2 separate regions of the Homo sapiens genome follow, and region 2 is linked to region 1. The links are chromatin loops, found by intact Hi-C in ENCODE. Cell type or tissue: heart right ventricle. All regions are shown on one strand. Each heading gives the region's core, and the rest is flanking DNA. Links, peaks and the distances in the headings are about the cores only. Region 1 overlaps LDLRAD4 (low density lipoprotein receptor class A domain containing 4). Region 2 overlaps LDLRAD4 (low density lipoprotein receptor class A domain containing 4).

Region 1 (11,115 bases), core at 2,159-10,158:
AGGGTCCCTCTCCACCCTTCGCTTTCACACAGGCACTGAACGCCTAACGTCACGATGCCAAAGAAATGGACGATCCTACAGTCGTCTACATCAGCAGCAAGAAATCATTTTGGTTACAGTCACTTGAGTCTTAGCTAACCCTCATTAGAGTCTCATTATTTAAGTGTCAATGGTATAATAGGACAGTTCTATATTAACTAGAATGGTTTAAAAATCATGACACCCTATTTCCCAGCATTTCTGAATGGCAAAATGTTTACTGCTCACTGGTGTATGTGTTTAGTTGTTGTTTAGGTAAACTGAGCCAATAATAAACATATATTATTGGTCGTTCTCCTCCATTAAACTATGTTTGATCTTTCCTCTGTAAATCCCCCATAGTAGTAGTCACTGTGTACTTTCACACATTTCAAATGCAATATGTACACATGTATGCATATATACACAGATAATATCCAAATACATATGTACACAAACACACTCTGGGTTGTGGTATTTAAATACACACACACATACATATCACATGTATAACTTTTTAATTTCTAAAAACAATACTTAGTCTCATTATTTGAAATACATTTTCTCTTCCCTTCTGTCAGAGATCACTTCTTTAGTGCTGGCTGTGGTCTCCGCTCCTGCAGAGTTCTAGCCTCCCAGTGGAACCTGCCGACGCCCTGAGGAAGGATCCCTCGCAGCACAACCATGCAGGGTCCAGAAAGCAGAAAGCAGCTAACTGCATTCCGCTCTAGCCAAACAGAACTCACCCCATCTGTATCATCTACGCATAAACTTTGCAAATAAAGTCCTGGATCCAGTACTCTGAAATAACTTAATGAAAACACATTCTACTGCTAAAGTACCTTTGCCTTGGCTTCCAGTGCTGTGATACACTTGTACGCGGTAATGCAAATAGGCCTGGAACGAGCATACTTTGCCCTCTCGACCCGGCCAATTCAGACTCTACACATCTGTAGTGAGCCCCAAGGTTCTACATTTCCTTTTCTTTTTTTCCTTTTCTTTTTTTTTTTTTAAGAGACAGAGTCACCCAGGCTAGATTACAGTGAAGCCATCACAGCTCATAGCAGGCTCTGCTTCCTGGGTGCAAGTGATCCTCCCACCTCAGCCTCCCATGCAGCTGTGATCACAGGTAGGCACGCCACCAGGCCCAGCTAATTTTTAAAATTTTTGTACAATCAGGATCTTGCTGTGTTGCCCAGCCTGGTCTCAAACTCCTGGGATCAAGAGATCATCCCACCTTGGCCTCTCAAAGTGCTAAGATGTCAGATGTGAGCCACCATGCCCAGCCTCCACATTTCTAGCAAGCCCCCAGGAGACACCAGCACAGCGGTCCAGTGACACGGCTCTAGACAGCCCTGGTGTGTTTGCAGATCAAGGTAGCCTGCCTTGACTCCTCTACAAATACTTGTTCAAATCCACAGCAGCAAGAGCCTGCTGTGAAGGCAGCTATTCGAGTGATACCCATAAGCATGTTAACATGGATGTCAGGTGACGGACAGGGCCACATGGGAGGATGGAGGACAGAACATCCAAGGGGATACCAGGAGGAAGGGGTCGAAGAAGGCTGTGAGGACACTGAGTTTGAGAATGAGACCATGCCTGCTGCAGAAACCTATGAACCATTCAAGATGAAAAGAACACATCTCTCTGGAAGGAACTCCCACACTGCCGACTCAGACTGACTCCAAGTGTGAGCACATGACGTCGGACAGCTCGCTAGGGCCCCAGCAGGCTGGGAAACAGGCACGGATGCTACCAGCAGAAGCCACCACGCAAATGGGCTTCCCCTCAGGAAAAAAAAAAAAAGATCATCTACCCCGGTTCATTTGAAAAGACACAGATGCTCCAAATATTCCCACATTAACGGATCATTTTAATTGAAAATAGAGACATGCTTCTACTACCTCATCAGAGCACTAGTTCAGAGCACAATATCTGATTGTAAAGATTGTCACTGTGTGTAAGCCAGCTGCTTACATTTCATTGAGCCAGTGTTTTAAAAAATTACCAAGTTCCTCTTCATTTTACACCATTCTTAGAATATTTCCCAGTATTTTCTCTATGAGACCACTGAAAAATAACCATTGGCATTGAAATCTTGCTCAGCTTGGGAGCCACTATTAACTAGTTAAAGTTTGGACATGCTGCTCTACAAGCTACTAAATTAATAAGGGTAAAAATAAACTTCCAGAAAAGGCAAACCCTACATTAGTTCAGCCCTCTCGCATTCAAAGACATGCAGCCTTTCCTCATTCTTGTGGGTTTCATAAACTAAGAAGCACAGAACACTGTAAACTGATTTACTGGTTTCCATACATGCTGCCAAATTTCCACTTCTGCAAAACCAATTTCAATCAAACAAAAACCCTAAAGTTAATCTTCTAGTTCCTCACATGGTCCAATTTATTCAGAATGCAGGGTAAAAAGTTGGAAGACAAGAAATCAATTGTTGGCGAATAATGTCAATGTTAATTTACTGTCTTCATTTTTTAAATCACTACTTTGTCTCAGGATCATTTCCTCCTCCAAGTTCTGGAAAGTCTTTAAAAAGTGGACACTGCCAAACAATGGCCTTGTTATAAGCCAAAGTTTAGTTATTTTAAGGCATTTACTTTACTGCCTTTTAGCTGAAGTTCTCATGAAAATCTTTCCAAGCCACTAACTTTGTTAAGAATTTTTACAGGTTTACAATATAATACTGCATAGCTTCTAAACATTTCAGGGTTTTACTCTGCCCATTACTTTAGCCTTTAAGAAAGCAGCGAAGTCTGGAGTTAACAACTTAGGTAAGAGAAAGGGACGCCAAGAGGGGAAACGCTGGCAGTGACTTAACAAGGCTGCATTCCAAGGGAACAGCTAAAGGGCAGCCTGCGGTGTGAGGCTCCTTGTAAGAGGTAGCAGAGGCAGTCTGAAGGCACAGCATTTTGCATGTGCTGACTCCCTAAGAGATCTCCCTTCCTCTGCCTTCAGTAGCATGCTCAGATGTGCATATAAAGACCAAGAAGCCCCATATTTTCAGATGCTCAGATGAAACCATCTCCCACTAGGCCAGAATCCCAACAGGGGAGGGAAGCAGGGAGAAGAGTCAAGCCGAGGGGGGAGGAGGGTAAAGGAGGAACTGAGACTAAGGAAAACGGATAGAGAGTCCAGGACAGACTGGCAGGGGAGGCGGAGTGGGCACCATCTGCAGTCCATCGACAGGAACAAAATATTCTGCCCTGGGACAGGAAAACAAAGGAAATCAGTAGAAAACTATAGTCTTAAACTTAAGAGGAAAATATCTCTCCAGGCACATCTTGGAAAGTACAAGAGTTTCAAAAGACTAAAAAGAATGTGTCAAGCCAGGTGCACTGGGGGTAGTAGTTGTCGTCCCAGCTACTACAGAGGGGAGGTGGGAGGATCGCTTGAAGTGAGGAGTTCAAGTCTAGCCTGGGCAACATAGTGAAGCCTCATCTCTAAAAAATTGTTTTAAAAGAAAAAGAAACAATGCATTGGTCTGCCCATGTTACCTTAAGTCAAAGCTCAGGAAGGACAGTGGGTGACTCACAGTCTGTGCCAGTTCTCATGGCATGCAAGCTGTCACCAGGGGCCCCAGGAAAGCTGCTGGACAATCCTTACATGTGCGTGATTTCCAATCAGCCAGCCAGAATGCGGGGCCCCAGCCTCTGGCTGAAACCTTCCAGAAAAGCAAAAGATGAGAATGAACAAATGAAGTAGCTGGGTTACACACGACGTCTGAAGTGAGGCTTGCTCATCTCAGTTAGACAGCAGCAGGAGCTGGATCTGAGCGAAAACTGACGGCTGATCTCATACATGCAAACACCAAACACTGCAGAGGTTGTTTACAGAAAGTGAATTAGCATTCACAGGCTATGCCCCTGGGCAGCTTCACTATCCTGATCAAACTGTCCCCGTTCTTCTCAAATTCCACCACCACATGTGACAGGTGGAACGGGTGATGCTGGTTTTAAAATAAATGAGATAGACCACTCTTCCAGTAACTGCTAAGGCTGCAGGCCTGTGTGCACACACTAAAAACAATACAACACAGACACACACACGCGTGAAACTGACCAGTGATCAGAAGTAGAGTTTCCAGACGTTCCAAACATTACTTTGATAATTTTTAAGTGCACAGCAAAAAAAAAGTGTATCACTCTACATCTACATAATTACATACCAAAAAATGTTTCTATTAGAATTATTTGGCCCTTACAAGTGAAAGTACATTTTGCAAAGATAGGTGTCACTGAACTGCTAAAGCAATGTTAGCAGTCGCATTCATAATTCACAAGTGCAGTCTGAGAATATTTTCACAAACCTCTCCCTTGCCACCATTACCCTGTTGATTCTAACCAAGACCTAGGCGTGAACTCAGAAAATGCTGTTCTTTCACAAAGAGATTCCACATGAAAGGAGATCTAGCCTTCAGTCGACGTAAAAGATTTTCTACCTCACTGGAACATAAAATTGTAACTCTTAGTATTACTCTTACTCAGAATTCTGTTCATTTCAACTCTCTTCCTAGTCAGTGACTTGCCACCTCTGAGGCTGTGACTGAAACTGTAACTTACACTCGGAAGGCAGCTCCAAGGGTAGTGTGGGGACAGGACTCCAGGGATCTGCCCACGGGTCTGGCCAGGACTGCGGTGCTGGGCTTGCTTCAGAGCAGTTCCCTCTCCTCCACGGAGAAGCCATCGCCAGGCAGCGCCTGAGCGTGGAGGCCCTGCGGCAGCCTGCCTTCTGCCTAAGACGGTCACTATGCCAATTCAAAACAAAACAAAACATAACTGATTCCCAGCTGTGCCCAGTCCAAGCCCAAATCTGGAGAAGGCAGCCACCAGAGACCCTCGGAATCCTCCCGCCTCTGGACACCTGAGCCCCATGCCAGAAAGGAAAGGAAAGCCAAGCCCAGGGTTGGGTGCCTTCCTCAGCGGGCTGTGTCTGTTGTCCCCGAGACTGCTCCTGCCCACATCTGGCCACGGACCCAGTGCGAGGTACCAGGAGTTGTGCAGGAGGAATGAAGCCACGCCCTGCCCTCGAGGAGCTCCCAGGCTAGCTGTGAATGCAGGGCTGGAGGGCAGAGGGCTTATGCGGACTCTGTAGCAAAATGATCTTCTGTGTTCCTGGGTCCACAGGAAGAAGTCGGGGGAGCCCTAAAAACAAGCCCCGAAAAAGCCTTTGTTTTTAAGGTCTGGGCGAGTGCTACTCACTGTCCAAACTACAGAACAACCGTGTCAAGGAGCCCGCCATTCTTGCTAAAACACACGTTCACTGCCAGGCATCATCTAAGCTTCTGAGTCAGAATCTCTTGGGGTGGAGTCCAGGAATCCGTATTTTTAACAAGCTCCCCAGATAATGCTTAAACATATCGATGCTTAAAACCAGAGCTCTAAACCTAGATCGAGCAGATCCACGTGGGGGTGAGGAGGAGGCTGAGTGCTCAGGGGTGGGAGGAGAAGAGGGACCCACCCAGGGGAGGGCAAAGACCTCAGGAGTAGTGAGGAGGGGGCTGAGGAAGACCCCTGGAGGCCTGAGCTGTGTGCAGCAGAGTGGAGTCCCAGGGCCACCCCAACAGGAGATGACTTCAGCAGACCTTGAAGAAGATCTCAGCACCAGGCAAGCAGGACCCATGGCCAACGAAGCCCTGGGGAGTGGGGCCAGGTGTGACTGAGTGACAAGTCCTCGGAAACGTGCCTGGGGAGGACAGTCCCCAGATGACTGATATCAGCCACCCCATCTTTCTCAGTGAGTCAGGGATCAAAGGAGATTTATTTCTCAAGAAAAATGAAGAGATGTGGCACGCCTTGCTCCTGGGTGCATGGAGCTATTCATCCCTGTCACACGTTTTGACAAATTGCGATGAGCCCAGAAAAGGGCTCACCTGGGCAGCTGACATTTGTGCTGCAGGACAGAGAAAGCCATGCTCCAGGCAGCACAGTGGGAAGGGGGAGGGCTTCGAGTGTCCCCGGAGGAACTGAGTGAAATGGGGGCTGGAGACAGAGACCCCGTCCAGGCCACACAGGTAAGTTTGGCGTTGACCTTCAAAGCTACGCAGTGACAGGTCAGCCCTGCCACTAGGTGGTAAGGCGGTTCTCAGAACGAGGTCCTAGACCAGGAGTTTGGAAGGCGCAGGGAAGGATATGAGGAGGGGAGAGACGGCAGAGGCTGGAGGCAGGGCAGTCTGTTCAGAGGCTGTTGCAAAAGTCCAGGCAAGAAATGTTGAGAATTGAAGGCAGTGACCACAGCGGGAGGAAAGGAGCCATGTGGAAAACACTTAGAAGGTAGAATCACAGGCCTTGGCGACACAGTGGATGGATCAGGGAGCCAGGAGGGGGTCAGAACAGCACCAGGTTCTGGCTTGGGCAACTCAGCTTTAACTCAGGTAAAAGAAAAGAGAGAGCTCTTATATAATTTTACAGATCAATTTGCCAACGTCTTCCTCAACCTTGAAATACTGGAGTCTGTTTATAGGCCAGTTGCGAATCCTCCAGGTTCGGGAAGACTGTACTTGAAACGCTTTTATGAAACAGCACAGTTGTGAAATGCACCCATATGCTTTCTCCAGACACATTCTTCAACTACTCTTTTCAGCAATGCATCTCAGAAAGCTTCATCAACAAAATCAATCCAGATTCAGAATCCTGGAAGAAGGGAGAGGCTACGCAGAATCACCTCACACAGTCCAAAGAACAGCCATTTGCAGAGAAAAGCACAAAACCGTCTTCAACCTGCATGGCAGTCCCACATGGGAAGGAAGCACAGGACAACATCTACTCCGAAAAACAGGCTAGCGGCTTCCCTGCCAAGAATGCCATCACCTAAGCAATCGGGCTCAGAATATCTACACAGAGAAGTCAACTCCCCATTAGCTAAACTCATAAAGGGACACTGTGGAATTGAATGATGGTGAATACTTCAGAAACCATTCGTTCCTGGCTTTCTAAGCATTTTCCTGCACACTGTTGAACATTGGCCAAGCAACTGTCTAACGGTCTGCAGACACCCTTTGGAAAGAGCAGCAAGGCCTGCTCTGAGGATAACTCGGGGGCGGGGCTGGGAAGCCCTCCAGGTCTGCAGCCCCAGCTTCACTGGCCGTTGACGTAAAGCAGCCGCCTGGCAGGGCCACCTCCTCAAAGGACCCATCCTAGCCACTCAGGTCCATCCCGCAACCAGCCCCCACTCGCTCTTTCAAACGGTACCCACCCACCCACTCAACCAACTGCTCAACTCTGGGCCTGGAAAGGGACAGGTGGGGCCCAATCCACCAGAGGGGACAGGGCCGGGTCGTGTCCTGCCCTGCTCCATCATAGCCCCTCCCATGCCCCCAACAGACTTGCCCACCCCAGGGTTATATTAGTTTCATCCAAAATTCTTTTTTTTTTCTTTAATTAAATGGTACTTGAGGAACATAGAAAGTTTCCTCCAATATTCTAAAGTCATGTTGACTGTATGATTGTACTTTATGAAATGAAATAAGATTATGAATCCAGGAGAAGCTGAAGTTCAGTTACCACCCAATCATGACCTTTAGAGGGACAGCAATGCAGTCAGGTGGTCCACAGTCCAAGCTCGACTCCCTCACTTTAACCATAACATACACTTAAAATCAGCCAGCTGTGTCTCAAGCTCGGAACATGATTGATTCTTATTCTTTCCATCTTTATAAGAACCCATGAGGTGGGTAATACGATTACCAACATCTTCCTTTTATCGATGGAGAAATTCGGGCACAGGAGGGTTGAGTGAAGCATCCAAGGTCACATGGCTGCCAATGGGCAGAGCTGGGACTCGAACCCAGGCCAGCTGGCCCAGATAAGGTGCCAGGTGCCCCTCGACTCCCCTGCCTCTCTCCCAAGCAAGCTCCTGCCTGCCTCACTGCACAGCTCTGTGTGTTAGCTGCAATCCCGTGCCCTCACTGTCCTCACCAGGCTGCCCTGAGGATCCCTGAGATGGCAATGGGAAGACTGGCACACAGGACTCAGCCCCACACATAGAGTCGCACAGGATGCAGTCTCCACACACAGAGCCACAGGGGACTCAGTTTCCACACACAGAGCCGCATGGGACTCAGCCTCAGCCCCCACACACAGAGCCGCATGGGATTCGGTTTCCACGCAGAGCCGCACGGGACTCAGCCCCCACGCACAGAGCCACACGGGACTCAGTTTCCACGCACGGAGCCACAAGGGACTCAGCCCCCACGCACACAGAGCCACACGGGACTCAGCCCCCACGCACAGAGCCGCACAGGACTCAGTTTCCACGCAAACAGAGCAGCGTGGGACTCGGCCCCCACGCACACAGAGCCGCACGGGACTCGGCCCCCACGCACACAGAGCCGCACGGGACTCAGCCCCCACGCACGGAGCCGCACGGGACTCAACCCCCACAAACAGAGCCGCACGGGACTCAGCCCCCACGCACAGGGCCGCACGGGACTCAGCCCCCACGCACAGGGCCGCACGGGACTCAGCCCCCACGCACAGGGCCGCACGGGACTCAGCCCCAACGCACGGAGCCGCACGGGACTCAGCCCCAACGCACGGAGCCGCACGGGACTCAGTTTCCACGCACAGAGCCGCACGGGACTCAGCCCCCACGCACAGGGCCGCACGGGACTCAGCCCCAACGCACGGAGCCGCACGGGACTCAGTTTCCACACACAGGGCCGCACGGGACTCAGTTTCCACGCACAGGGCCGCACGGGACTCAGCCCCAACGCACGGAGCCGCACGGGACTCAGTTTCCACGCACAGGGCCGCACGGGACTCAGCCCCAACGCACGGAGCCGCACGGGACTCAGTTTCCACGCACAGAGCCGCACGGGACTCAGTTTCCACGCACAGGGCCGCACGGGACTCAGTTTCCACGCACAGGGCCGCACGGGACTCAGCCCCCACGCACAGAGCCGCACGGGACTCAGTTTCCACGCACAGGGCCACACGGGACTCAGCCCCCACGCACAGAGCCACACGGGACTCAGTTTCCACGCACAGGGCCGCACGGGACTCAGCCCCCACGCACAGAGCCGCACGGGACTCAGTTTCCACACACACAGAGCCACACGGGACTCAGTTTCCACGCACAGGGCCACACGGGACTCAGTTTCCACACACACAGAGCCACACAGGACTCATCCCCCAGGCACACAGAGCCACACGGGACTCAGTTTCCATGCACAGGGCCACACGGGACTCAGCCCCCACGCACAGAGCCGCACGGGACTCAGTTTCCACGCACAGAGCTGCACGGGACTCAGTTTCCACACACAGAGCCACACGGGACTCAGTTTCCACGCACAGAGCCGCACGGGACTCAGTTTCCATGCACAGAGCCACACGGGACTCAGCCCCCACGCACAGAGCCCCACGGGACTCAGTTTCCACACACAGAGCCACACGGGACTCATTTTCTACACACAGAGCCGCACATGTGCCCTGCTCTGCACAGCTCCACCCCCATCTCCTCTGTTCCTCTTTGCTCTCTCAAGCTCTGGTGGCACTCGCAGTCCTGCCTCTCCCCCGCCCCCACCACCAAGTCGCCCTTCCTCCTTAGACACAGCACAGGTACTGCATACAGGTGGCATGCTGCCTGCAGCCGGGTAAGCCATAACTCTTGGGCAGTCTTCAATATAGATGAAGTCTTTACAAATCCTGAAGCTCCTCCCTGAAATTCAAAAGTAGGATAGAAAGACTGCACTTTCTAATGACAACCTCTACGTTTCTAACCGCACGGTTGATGGAACGAGTGCGCTTATCACTCACTCTGCTGACCTGGCCTCTAGGGTACGGCTGAGGTTAGGGATACAACCCCCAAAGGTTCTGAAGGCCTGAGGCTGGAAACCTAAAACCAACAGCAAGGATTCTCAGCTCACAACTTGAACTAAACTGGGATTTCTGTAAACATTTGCTGAAATCGCTCTGTCCCAGGCAGGCACTGTGCTGGGCATTTTCTCAAAGTTCCCTTTCTACAAATGAAGAGGCTCAGAGTGCTCTGAAAACTGTTCACCAGGAACCAGAAATCAAGTCCTTGGCTAAGAAACCACATTCTTTCTTGTAAACAAGATGAAGAAAATCTATCATCTAGCAAGTAGAACAGCAAGAACCCGCTGGTCTATTTTTCCACCAGTAAATGGAATGTTAGGGGCAGAGTTCTGCTATTCCCTGGAGCCAGGACTAATGTGCCCCAGCACCTCACCGTTCCCAATGCCCTCATCAGTTCCTCACGCCTGTTGTGCTAAGACACAGTCCATCGTAGCTGAGCTCTGAAAGCCCACAGCACCATCACCTAGGAGAGGAATGAGGGGGCTGTGAACGCATTAGAGGAGGGATGGGGAAAGCAAGCTGGGCTGCCTGACCTGGAAAAGAGGGAACCAGGTGGGGCACCGGCAGTGTCTTCAGACACATTAGTCCCAACAAATGGAAGAAAAGTGAGCCCTGCTCTGAATCCCAGCCCAGGGAGGCCATAGGGAGGCACATTCAACTGCATCCAGTTGGTTTCTAGGTGCCATGGCATCCACAAAATGGGCTGCATTCAGCAGAGATGAGCTCCCTGCCCTTAGAGCTGCCACACCATGGTAGTCACCGGAAGGAACAGTGGGTATTCAAGGATGGACCTGCCATAGATGTCTATGCGAGAGAAGATAAAAAAATACAAGGACAGTCCTGGAAAGACAGACATCTGTAAGGAGGGAGGGAGAGGGTGGCAGAAAGAATAGCAACAATAAATAATAAAGCAACAGGAAAAAGGAAATAGTCGGCTGAGTCAGAGAAATGCTACACTCAAGAATCCTGCCACCTCCCACTAATTGTCACATGCCCCAGTCACCCTGAACGGGAGCAAATTTTGCCAAGTTCACATAAAACCAATACTACTCAGCTATTTGTCAAAACGGATTAGAGAAAGATTTGCAAAGCACCCTAATACATTTAAGGCATTTATGACAGTACACAAAGGAAAATCTTCCGCAGCCAGATTTCTGAGACAAAGCCAGATTTCCAGACCCTGACAGGGCCGCCAAAAGGCCAGGGAAGGCTGTTCCACAGACACCAGCCAGCAGTGAGTGGAAGGGAACAGGCTCTATGCAGGGTCCCA
Region 2 (11,115 bases), core at 1,273-9,272, 51 kb before region 1:
GCTGAGTGTGCAGACGGCGGGTAGGGGCAGGAGACCGGCCTGTCTGCAGCAGGCAGCCTGTCTGCTGGGCCAGAGAAGACCCAGGGAGCCAGTCTCTCGGAGTCCTGCAGCATGCTCGGGCCGAAGTTAACCACCTCTGCTTGCTGCCTTCATCAACACAAGAGGGCGGGGGAGCTGCAAAACCAAGTATCTCCAACTACGCTCTCCACACTGAACTCACTAGGGCTCACTGAAACAGTGCATTCATGCCTGGCCTCCAATTTACTTTTCCCCACCTGCAGACACAGGCGTGGCTTGTTATGTCCAGTCACGGAGAGGAGCCACCTTCTGGAGGGTCCCACTGGGAGGGAATGACAACAATCCTGTTAGGCTTTGAACTCCTGAATTAAACTTGAACACGGTCTACCAGATGCCATGGGCATTTGTGACACTCAGGGAACAATGAGGTCAACACGTCACACGTTACTCAAACGTAGAGTTGCCCCATTGCTCCCCGGCTCCACCCTGCCATTGCACCTGGCAGCGGGATTCCCACAGCCTGTGCTGAGCCTCACTGTTGGGGACTGCAGTGACCTTCCTCACCGTCACAGGACAGAAGATGCTTCTAAAACTACAAGTGTCCAGAAAGCAACTTGGGCCACCTTCTTACAGGCTGAGCTCTCTGTTACTGGAAGAATTCAAACAAAGTCAGGATTACCCTCTATCAGAGGGGATTCACTCTTCCATAAGGAATTATGCCAAGCAGTTTGAGAGCACTGGTCACTGCAGTCCCAGGGGGAGAGCAGCAGGCTCAGACAGGGTTAAAAGTAGTCTCTTCCCTCAATTAAAGGATGACTTTTCAATGTGTTCATTCATAAGGCTCCTTCCTAGATGAGAGGCAGCGGAAACGTAAAAATAAAGAAAAGGCAACAGATTACGTCAACACAGGACTTCACAGTGTCAGTCACCTAATACGACTAATGCAATCTTGAAAGCAGGATTCGCCAAGTCAGAGATGCAGCTAAAAGACTTGCGAATGATTCTTTTCCCTCAGAGGCGCAGCATTCTCTCTTGTAAACAGAAACGATGTATAAAACTACAGAAGATCTTATGATCAGATATGCAATAAAATATGTTATCTCATCCTAAAGTTGAAATCTCAGGATGGAGTCAACTATGATTCCTGCAACAATGCAGACAACACTGTTTTCAACTCAAAACATAATTTTTTATACTCTGTGAATAGGCCACACATAGTTTTTTGGTTTTGGTTTTTCATCCTTTCTTCCCTTGGGTATATCAGTCAAGGAATCATTTATTATAAAAATTATAATAGAAATGAGACATAGTGGCCTCAAGTAATGTCTCATGACCTGAGCTTTAAATCGTAAGTCTCAGAGCTATGAGGCAACTGTTCCCGGAAATATTGACCTCAAAGGTCATCTCATGCGGGGTTTCCAAAATTCAGCCCCTGGAATGCCCTTTTCATGGTTTTTGCCATAAATATAGACGATCTGTACTGTTTATTTCCTTATCATTTTTTGATAGACCTAATCACTCTTTTGGCTGAAAATAAGTTTATTTAAAAGGAGAACTGCTATTACTACCATAAATAGAAAGCCAGTATCCCTGGTCGTAAGTTACAGGCAAATCTAAAACACGCACACACAAAAATGAGAGAGTCATCTAGTGATAACTTTTAGAGAGAGACAAACTGAACTTAACAAGTGTTCCAAATGCTTAATGAATTTGTCTTTGCTGCAGGGAGAGGGTACAAGTCCTGCCTCCACCCACCTCTAGAACTCCAACTTTTCTGATGTATCCAAGACCAAGGATTGGTGTGGTGTCTGTAAACAAAATGCTGTCAAACAAAAGGAAACTCAGGAGCGAGCTGGCTCACGCACAGCAGCTGCACGACCTGGGCCAGCTGCCCCGCCACTGCGCACCTCTGTTACTCGCCCGTGAACTGGGACGAATCATACCCGCCGTGGCCACTTCAGAGGGGTGTTGTTCATTACGACAATCGATTCGTGTTTCTGCACCATAAAGTCCACATGAGCAAAAGGTGCCATGACAGAGAGGAGCAGCAGCTAAGTTAATCAATACTATGAAGTATTTAATAGGTATAAAGGGCTTCATGAGAAATAAGAGCTGCAGCAGCATTTAAAAACAGTGAATGACCTCACCCACTAAATGGCTTGATGTGTTCCAGACGTAGCAGGCCCTGAGTTCACCAACAGTTACTGTGAGTGCTGAGCTCCCCATCCATTCTTAAGCTCTCCTCATTTAAAGCCAGAAAGCTGCGCAACAAAGGAAGGGGACAGCGAGTCACTAGGGAAGGGGACTGCGGTCCGTGGTGGAGAGGGAGCATGACTCAGTGTAAAGTAAGAGGGCTTTTCTAACGTGGACAGGAACAGCACTGCCCACACACACCCACCAGACAGGAGCTCCATCACCCAGGGTCCTGCCTAGGTCTGTGGCCCAGGCAGCACCACAGTGACACAGACAGACACCAGACAGACACTGGCAGAGGCCACCTCCCGTCCACTGGCTTTGAAATCCCCGGAATGCCTAGCGGCACATTAAGAGCAGCATCAAGCTTTCCATTTGTCATCCAGTGCCATTTTAAACTCAGAAGGAGAAAAACACAAGAAATTTTAGTCTTATGGATGGGCATTTATTCTATTTTATGAGGTCACACTTAAGATTCACTATGAATCCCAGCATTTTGGGAGGCTAAGGCAGGTAAATCTCCTGAGGTCAGGAATTCGAGACCAGCCTGACCAGTATGGTAAAACCCCGTCTCTACTAAAAATACAAAAATTAGCCGGGTGTGGTGGCATGCACCTGTAGTCCCAGCTACTCAGGAGGCTGAGGCACGAGAATCGCTTGAACTCGGGAGGCGGAGGTTGCAGTGAACTGAGATCATGCCACCGCACTCCAGCCTGGGCGACAGAGGGAGACTCTGTCTCAAAAAAAAAAAAGATTTCACTATGAATTAAAGCTCCATCCCCAGAAATCAGCGATGGCCACAGGCAGCAGGGGAAGGAGGCAGTGGTGCGCAGGGAAAGCCGGAAGCTCCAGGTGAGCGGTCCTGCCTTGAAGGGACCCCTGCGCTGAACCCTCCCAGTGCTGACAACACTCAGGGAACAGTGACTTCACAAGGACAGGAAGCGAGGGACCGGACGAGTGGCAGATGTATACTCAACCACACGGTAATGCAGAAAATTCTATTCCAGATGACACAGAGAGACAAATATTTAACATAATGTGAAATTCAACTGTGTACACTGATAAAGATTAAAAGAAGACATAGATTCCTCTAGTAGAAACAGTTGGTGTCATATGATAAAAAATTTTTTCTTAAATGGCTTTTATTTTTATTATAGGAGTAACAAACGTTCATTGGAGAAAATACAAAAATAGAAATAAACAGAGAAGATAAAATCACCCATAATCCCACCACTCAGACAGAAACATTACTTATATTTTGGGTTATTCTTCCAGACTTTTCTCTATATGAATATAAACATACACATTTTTAACTGAAGTGGGATCACAGTGCACATACTGTCTTGTGACGTGCTTTCTTTAACTCAGCCTGCCTTGAATGTTGCCAGGTTCAACAGATACACTTCAACAATACTGTAAGGTCTTCCCAGTGGCACCCACGGAAAATAGACAGGTGTACCATTGTTCTACCAATCCTAATTGTTCAATTTATTAAAAAGATAAAGGATAACCAATTTCAAATATTAATTTTTTAAGTGATGAATGCCTTCTAGTGAAGAAATCTTATCTGTAAGTCCATCAAAATGAATTGAGACAAAAATGAAATACTCTTTCAGTAAAAAAATCATCTGAATAGCTGAGCAGGTCAGGATCTTCCATCCAAATTGCTTTGGGGATGTGTACCTTAGGCTTCGGGCTAAAGAAACTGGGAGTCTCTACAGGTTGAAGCTATCCCTGAGAGCTTAGGATACGTGTAGGGGCAATTTAAGAAATATCTTTTTTGTGGCTATAGACCCTGCCTTTACAGTAAACTATCATCCTTGGGAATTCACCTGTTACCACTGTGAGAAGCTGCTATCTTTGGCAATGCCCGATGCTTTGATGTCTGCTTCACCTGACATTGGTGCACCAGCTTCCTTATGGCTAGTGTGTGCACCGGGCATCCTTCTCCCTCCTTTCACTATCGTGCCTTCTGGATTCCTTCATCTAAGCACGTCTATCGTAAGCAGCAATTTTTTAAATATTCAGTTTGACAATCTCGGTATTAACTGGCATATTTAGTTCAGTTGCATTTTATGTAATTATGAAGTGTTTGAGTGAAAACTGACCATGTTGCTATCTGTTTTCTATTTATCCCATCTGTTTGGTTTGTACATCTCTCCCTTCTTACTTTCTTTTGGATTCACTGAGTACTTCTTATCGGTTCAGTTTTCCCTCCTCTGTCACCACATGCATCATGCATTATTAGTATTTTAGTGGTTACTTTGGAGATTGTAACATGTGTCCTAACTCACTAGTTCCCAAGAGAAATTAGTTCTCCAACAGCTTCCCTAACAACAGCAGCACCCACCCTCCACGTCCACCCTCAAGGCTGTTACCATCATGTGTTTTAATTCTGCCTGCACATCACACCCCACAAGGCACTGCTGTGACTTGCTGGTGACAGGTAGTCGCTGTCCACTCAGAACCACCCGTGGCTTTGCTGTTTACGTGGCTCTGCATTCCCTCCTACATTCCCATGCTTCCATCAGGACCCTTTATCCTTCCGCCTGAAGAATTTCCCTAATAATTTCTTCTACTATAGTTCTTCTGGTGACAAGTTCTGTCTGATTCCGTTTGTCTGAAAATGCCCTTTGGTGGCCTTCATTTTTGAATAGAATTCTAGGAAAAGAGTTACTTTCTCCACTTTAAAGACTGTCATTTCATCGTCATCTGATTTCTATGATCTCTGTGGAAAAGTCAGCTGTCAGCCGTAGAGCTGTCCTTTCACTCAGATGCACCTCCAGCTCCATCTACATTTCCACATTGCCTTGTGTTCTAGTTTTGCAGTGACATGTCAGGTGTGGTTCTCTGTGTATTTGCCATGTTTGGAGTTTGTAAAGTTTCTTGAATTTATGGCTTCATGTCTGACAGAGTTTGGGATACTTCTCAGCCAGTATCACTTCAAATCCTGCTGGCACCCCCATCTCTCTCCTCTCACCGTCCCTCACCTTTGCACGCTGGGCCTTTTCTCCACATCTCCGTGGCTCTCATGCTCTTTCCTCTATTTTTTCATTCTTTTCTTCTCTATGCCTCACTCTGGATATTTTCTGTCAATCTACAGTGCAGAGTTCACTCTCCTATGTGCAATCTGCTATCCAATTTATATTTAATTCTTCATTTCATTTATTGTATTTTTCATTCCCAGAATTTCCATTTAAGTCCAGTTTTATACATTCTTTTTTTTTTTTTTTTTTAGACGGAGTTTCACTCTTGTTGCCCAGGCTGGAGTGCAATGGCATGATCTCAGCTCACCACAACCTCCAACTCCCAGGTTCAAGCCATTCTCCTGCCTCAGCCTCCCAAGTAGCTGGGATTACAGACGTGTGCCACCACACCTGGCTAATTTTGTATTTTTAGTAGAGATGGAGTTTCTCCATGTTGGTCAGGCTGGTCTTGAACTCCCGACCTCAGGTGATCCTCCCGCCTCGGCCTCCCAAAGTGCTGGTGTGAGCCACCACGCCTGGCCTATACATTCCATTTTATTTGTGCAATTCTCCATCTTGTCCTCTACTTTCTTGAATATATTAATGATGATGCTTTTAAAATCTGTATCTCATTAGTCCAAAAACTACATCACCTGTTGCTGTTTCCATTGTTGGCTTTTACTCTTTCTCCTTCATCTTTTAATCATTTGGACCTTAATTTTTTATTGAAAACCAAACACTGTGTATTACAAACTAACAGGAGAACTGGAGGCCCTGGCCAATGTTATCATCCTTCAGAGAGCGCTGACTCTGGTTTCTGGCAGGCAGAGCAGGGCAGGGTGCCATAATCCTCTCTGAACTGAGTGGGTTCAAGGCTGAGTCCCGGTCTTTTGTGAAGGCTAAACTATTTCAGGTTTACTCTTATTCCTAGGTTGGGGTCAGGACCTAACAGGAAGTCTAGGTGCTTTCCAGGGCTCCTCCTCCTTGGCATGCCCTGAACTCCAAGTTTTGGTTCCCCTAGTCTTTAAGAATAGCCTTCTGGCTGGGTGTGGTAATTCTCATCTGTTATCCCAGCATTCTGGAAGGCCAAGGCAGGAGGATCCCTTGAGGCCAGCCTGGGCAACGTACGAGAACATCTCTACAACAACAACAACAATAATAATAATAGCTTTCCCTTCTCATAGCCTCTGAGCTAACACATCAGCAAATGCCTTGAGGAGAACACAAGTGCAGATTACTAGGCTCACCTTAATATTTTCCCTTCTCCCCAGGATCTCGGTCTCTTACACTCACACAGCCTTTGTAGCTAAAACTCTACGTTTTGTCTCCCAGCCCTACAAGACTGCCACAAGCTCCATGCATGGTCCTAGTTTTCTGGACACCACTTTCTGTTTTGTTCTTCACCTATCCAGCTCCATGCCCCTTATGAGCCAGCAAACATCTCAAGAGGAAAAGCATCACAGAACACTGCGTTCAGCCCATGAGCTTCCCTCCTCTTCAGGACCTGGTCCCTCCAGTGTTGGCCACCTTTCTTTTGTACTCTGTCCAGCTTTTCAAGATCACTGCGTGGGAATGTCGGTCTACAGGGTATTCCACAACATCTCCAAGGTGTGCCTGTACATGCAGCCACATCACAGAAAAATGTTAACATTAAGAAATCGCTTTTTCAATAAATTATTTGACACAAGTTAACAATCTAAAAACATAAGTCACAATTTTTCCAGAAAATAACTCACAGAACTTTGTTACTTCTTATTTGTAAAATATTCCACTAAATCAGAACAAAATTGCCTCTTTTAAAGTCTCCTTTCTGATTTACCACTTTGTAACTGAGAAATCCAGAGCCATTAGGAAACATGCCAAAATCACCATAAATCGTACTAAGTTATCTCCCCTCGGGCCCCACTGATTGCCAAACTCATTACCAAAATTACTTGAAGGTGTTGCTTCTTCACCTGATACCAACCATTTAGAAACCGATATTTAAACACTGGCTGCACTAAATCTCTTCACGCAGTATCAGTAAGGCATGTGCTGAGATCAGGGAAAAATGTGTTGCGGTCACATCTAATTGCAATAAAATAATAATGCTTTCTTCTACTTCCCTCTCTTTCTGACATCACAACACATAAACTGCAAAAAATAAAAATAAAAATAAAAACCAAACAAACTACTCTCCTTAATCCAAACGCTAAAATATGTCATCAAGGAGATGCGTGGGCACCCCCCCGCACACGGCTGTTGGCTGGATTTTCACAAGGCACAGGTACATGTTTTGCAGGTGTAGGGAACAAAGGCAGAAACCGTCACTGTCCTCAAAGTCCCTATGATTTCACAGAGAAAAAGATCTAAGAAAACAGCTAAGTACAATTAAACGCAGTACATCAATAGGTGCAAAACGTTCTTGTTCAAATGACATCCACACGTAAGGGCCAAGAAGCCTAACTTGAGTTCCCCGTGCGGGGGACGGTGGCGGGGGAAGGCAGTTCTGAAGCTCTGGGTTGTGGGCTAGTGCTTAAAACAACTGTTTACCACGGGAAACCGGGTTCACCAGAGATAAAAACGACTCAAGCTTGCACGCTCTTGCAACAGGAAGAAGTGTTCAAGGGCACGTCTGAATGGTTCTTGAAGCCCTTGTCTACACAGCCAAGGTATGGGAAAACTTAGTGTGCTCTGTGTGAGTGGGCTGTGGGGAAGGAATTGGTTTCTTGCAGTCAGAGCTAGGGAATAACACCTCAGCCTCTGCCATGGGGCTAACCTAGGCTGGCGTCCTAATCCAAGCAGGTCAGGCATAGGTCACGTGCACAACGCCAACTCAAATAGGACTCTGCAAATAAGGACACAAAAAGTTTGCAAGCCTGCCCTTCTTTCCAAAGACTAGAGATAACAGAACACGTACAAATAACAGATCCTTCTAGCCGCCCAAAATTCTATGAAGTGTGGGACCCTCTTTAGCATGTGACCTGCAAAAATCCTTACAAACATCAAGCCACACAGCACGCACAGCAGCCCATCCTCCCCTTAACGAAGTCAGTGACCAGGCAAAAGGTAAAGAAGAAAAATGGAAAGCACGCACAAACAGAGCCGTGTTATTTTTACAATATTTTACCATCTTTTCAAAGTCCAGGTGGGTCAGAAAACATCACAGAGAACATATAATGCAACTGAAGCTTAGGAAGAGTTTTCCCAAGTGGTTTCGCTATGATTATTTAAGGTATCTCATTCATATACTTTCAAGAGGAAAAATGCGTAGTATTATATTTAACCTTGAACTCAGTTTTGTGTGTATTTTTGTTTCTTTCCTTTTTTTTATAGACAGGATCTCACTCTGTTGCCCAGGCTGGAGTGCGGTGGTGCGATCACAGCTCACTACAGTCTGGAACTTCTAGACTCAAGCAATCCTTCTGCCTCAGCCTCCTCAGTAGCTAGGACTACAGACACATGTCATCATACCAGGCTAATTTCTGTACATTTTGTAGGGATGGGGTCTCTTTATGTTACCCAGGCTGATCTCAAACTCCTGGCCTCAAGTGGTACTCCCGCCTTAGCATCCTGAAGTTTTGATGTGTGAGCCACTGCGCCTGGCCCTCAACTTGTTTTGTTAATGATGCCTTCCTGTGGTCCTTTAAGTATATACAGGTTGAATATCATTATTTGAAATGCTTGGGACAAGAAGCATTTTGAATTTTGGATTTTTTCAGATTTTGGAATATCTGCATGTACATAATGAGATATCTTCAGGATGAGGCAGAAGCCTAAACAGAAAATTCATTTATGTTTCACATACACCTTACACATATAATTTTATACAATATTATTAATGATTGTGTGCATGAAATGAAGTTTAAACTGCCACCCGGCACCATGGTCAGCTGTGGAATTCTCCACTTGCAGTCAGCACTCAAAAAGTTTCAGATTTGGCCGGGCACGGTGGCTCATGCCTGTAATCCTAGCACTTTGGGAGGCCGAGGCGGGCGGATCTTGAGGTCAGGAGATCAAAACCATCCTGGCTAACACGGTGAAACCCCGTCTCTACTAAAAATACAAAAGAAAAAATAGCCGGGTGTGGTGGTGGGCGCCTGTAGTCCCAGCTACTCGGGAGGCTGAGGCAGGAGAATGGCGTGAACCCGGGAGGGGAGGCTTGCAGTGAGCCAAGATCGCACCACTGCACTCCAGCCTGGGCAACAGAGCAAGACTCCGTCTCAAAAAAAAAAAAAAAAGTTTCAGATTTGAGGGTGTTTGGGATTTCAGATTCTCAGCTTAGTGATGCTCAGCCTGTAACTATTCCTACAGGTTTTTATTTTCCAGGTGAGCCACAGGCGGCATGGAAATGCAGAACTCCTTTCCGGACTCAGGCCTTTGGGCATACCCTCCACATCCAGGCCCGCCTTCCCTCAAGAGCACAGTGCCAGCAGCATCGCCAGCTGTCACAATGCCCAATGCTTTAGCATTTAAAGACCTCTACGAAATATCCCCTGAGAACATGGCGACAACCAGCTGGAAACATTGCCCAGTGTGGCCGGCGTTCTGAGGATGACACTCATCCTCAGAGGACACTCTGAGAGGTGTCCAGCAGTGTCACCCACGGCTGGAAAGCGACTCCTTAGCAGTCCCTGGGAGTGTGGCAGAAGCCAAGCCCGGAGGGCCATCAGAGCTTCCTGCCACCCGCAACACCGCCACCAGGATGCACAAAGACTCTTTCACATGAGGGTGGATCGGTAGGCAGGTGCCAGGAGGCCTGAGTGGGCTCTGTTGCACCCACCATCCACCCCTGACAAAGACTGAAGTCAGTCCCTGTCTGGCTTTTTGAGGGTGGGATGGGGTCTTATTTGTGTTTGTGTCCCACCCATTACATGTCCTGGTACTCAGAAGCACCCAGTAAGCTCTCATGGACTCAACAGCTGAATGGACAGATGAATGAATGGATCTGAAATATAAGATAGGAAAGGCCATATCCATCCTCTGTCTTCCCCAACAATAGAGTTTTTATTTGCCCTTATCCTTTATCTGCCCTTTGAGGGAGGTATCACTTTCTGCATTTTACAGAGGAGGGAGCTGAGACTCTGTGAGTTATGTAATATACCTAAGGCTACAGAAATGCTAGCGGATGTAACAGGGATTGAACTTACGTCTCTCTGGATCCAGAATCTGCATCTTTCCAACATGTCAAATCATCTCCTTAGCAAAAGTCTGACTCTGCAAAATTTCTCAAGTAAAATATAAGAATAAGGAAAAATAAATACATTAATTTATGGATTTAATCTCAGATGATCTACAGTAAATGAGATAAGCCAAAACATGACAAAGCACACAACCAAACTGATGCTCAAAACCCACCTGGAAGCTGTTATTCCAGATGCAAACAGTGAGTGACTCAGAACCCTCAGGTTCCTGGGAAGGAGCTAAGGTCAAGACTGAGGGAGGAAGAGGAGGTGAAGGGGCGGGTAGGGGTCCAGGCAGCTGTCACTGCCTGCTCCATACCCCCAGCAGCATCCACAAAGCCCTGCTCTGGCTTTCCTGGTTCTTCCACACCCATGCTGCTGGCCTCTCTGATTAGATTATACCGCAAAACCTCTAGGGCAAGGACTGTCTTTTTTCCTTTTCAACCACAACGTCTATCACCATGCTACACATGGTCCTAATTCTATCCAACTGCATGTCCTTGCAGGCCCACCAATATCTCCCTTTTTTTTTTTTAAGAGACAGAGTCTCACTCTGTCACCCAGGCTGGAGGAGGGCAGTGGTGCCATGATCATAGCTCACTTCAGCATCGACCTCCTGCCTCAAGTGATCCTCCCACCTCAGCCTCCTAAGTGTCTAGGACAACAGGTGTACACCACCACACCCGGCTAATTTTTTTTTTTTTTTTTGGTAGAGACAGGGGTCTCACTATGTTGCGCAGGCTGACCTCAAGCTCCTAGCCTCAAGCAATCCGATC

The links. Hi-C counts contacts between places; a loop is a spot of excess contacts. Peaks named below come from ENCODE experiments on the same cell type or tissue, not always from the same donor. Only the 100,000 strongest peaks of a DNase experiment are listed, where the experiment ranks them.
Region 2: a loop joins it to region 1, with 2.3 times the contacts of the local background. A loop is called at or near these places in 8 of 110 quality-filtered maps.

Annotation. Positions count from the first base shown.
Region 1 is chr18:13,260,272-13,271,386 of GRCh38, reverse strand. All of the region lies in intron 1 of LDLRAD4 (low density lipoprotein receptor class A domain containing 4), which reads right to left. Among named protein-coding and RNA genes, the nearest start is that of C18orf15, 26 kb to the right of the region's middle. RefSeq lists a silencer at 2,723-3,017 and enhancers at 4,914-5,476, 7,767-8,705. In heart right ventricle, for the core only: no CTCF peak of the experiment used is centred there; DNase peaks (open chromatin) are centred at 2,876, 3,116, 4,686, 7,086 and 3 weaker places; H3K27ac peaks cover 4,454 bases.
Region 2 is chr18:13,310,116-13,321,230 of GRCh38, reverse strand. The region is part of intron 2 of LDLRAD4 (low density lipoprotein receptor class A domain containing 4); the gene reads right to left. Among named protein-coding and RNA genes, the nearest start is that of C18orf15, 76 kb to the right of the region's middle. RefSeq lists enhancers at 1-451, 1,918-2,419. In heart right ventricle, for the core only: no CTCF peak of the experiment used is centred there; no DNase peak of the experiment used is centred there; H3K27ac peaks cover 1,252 bases.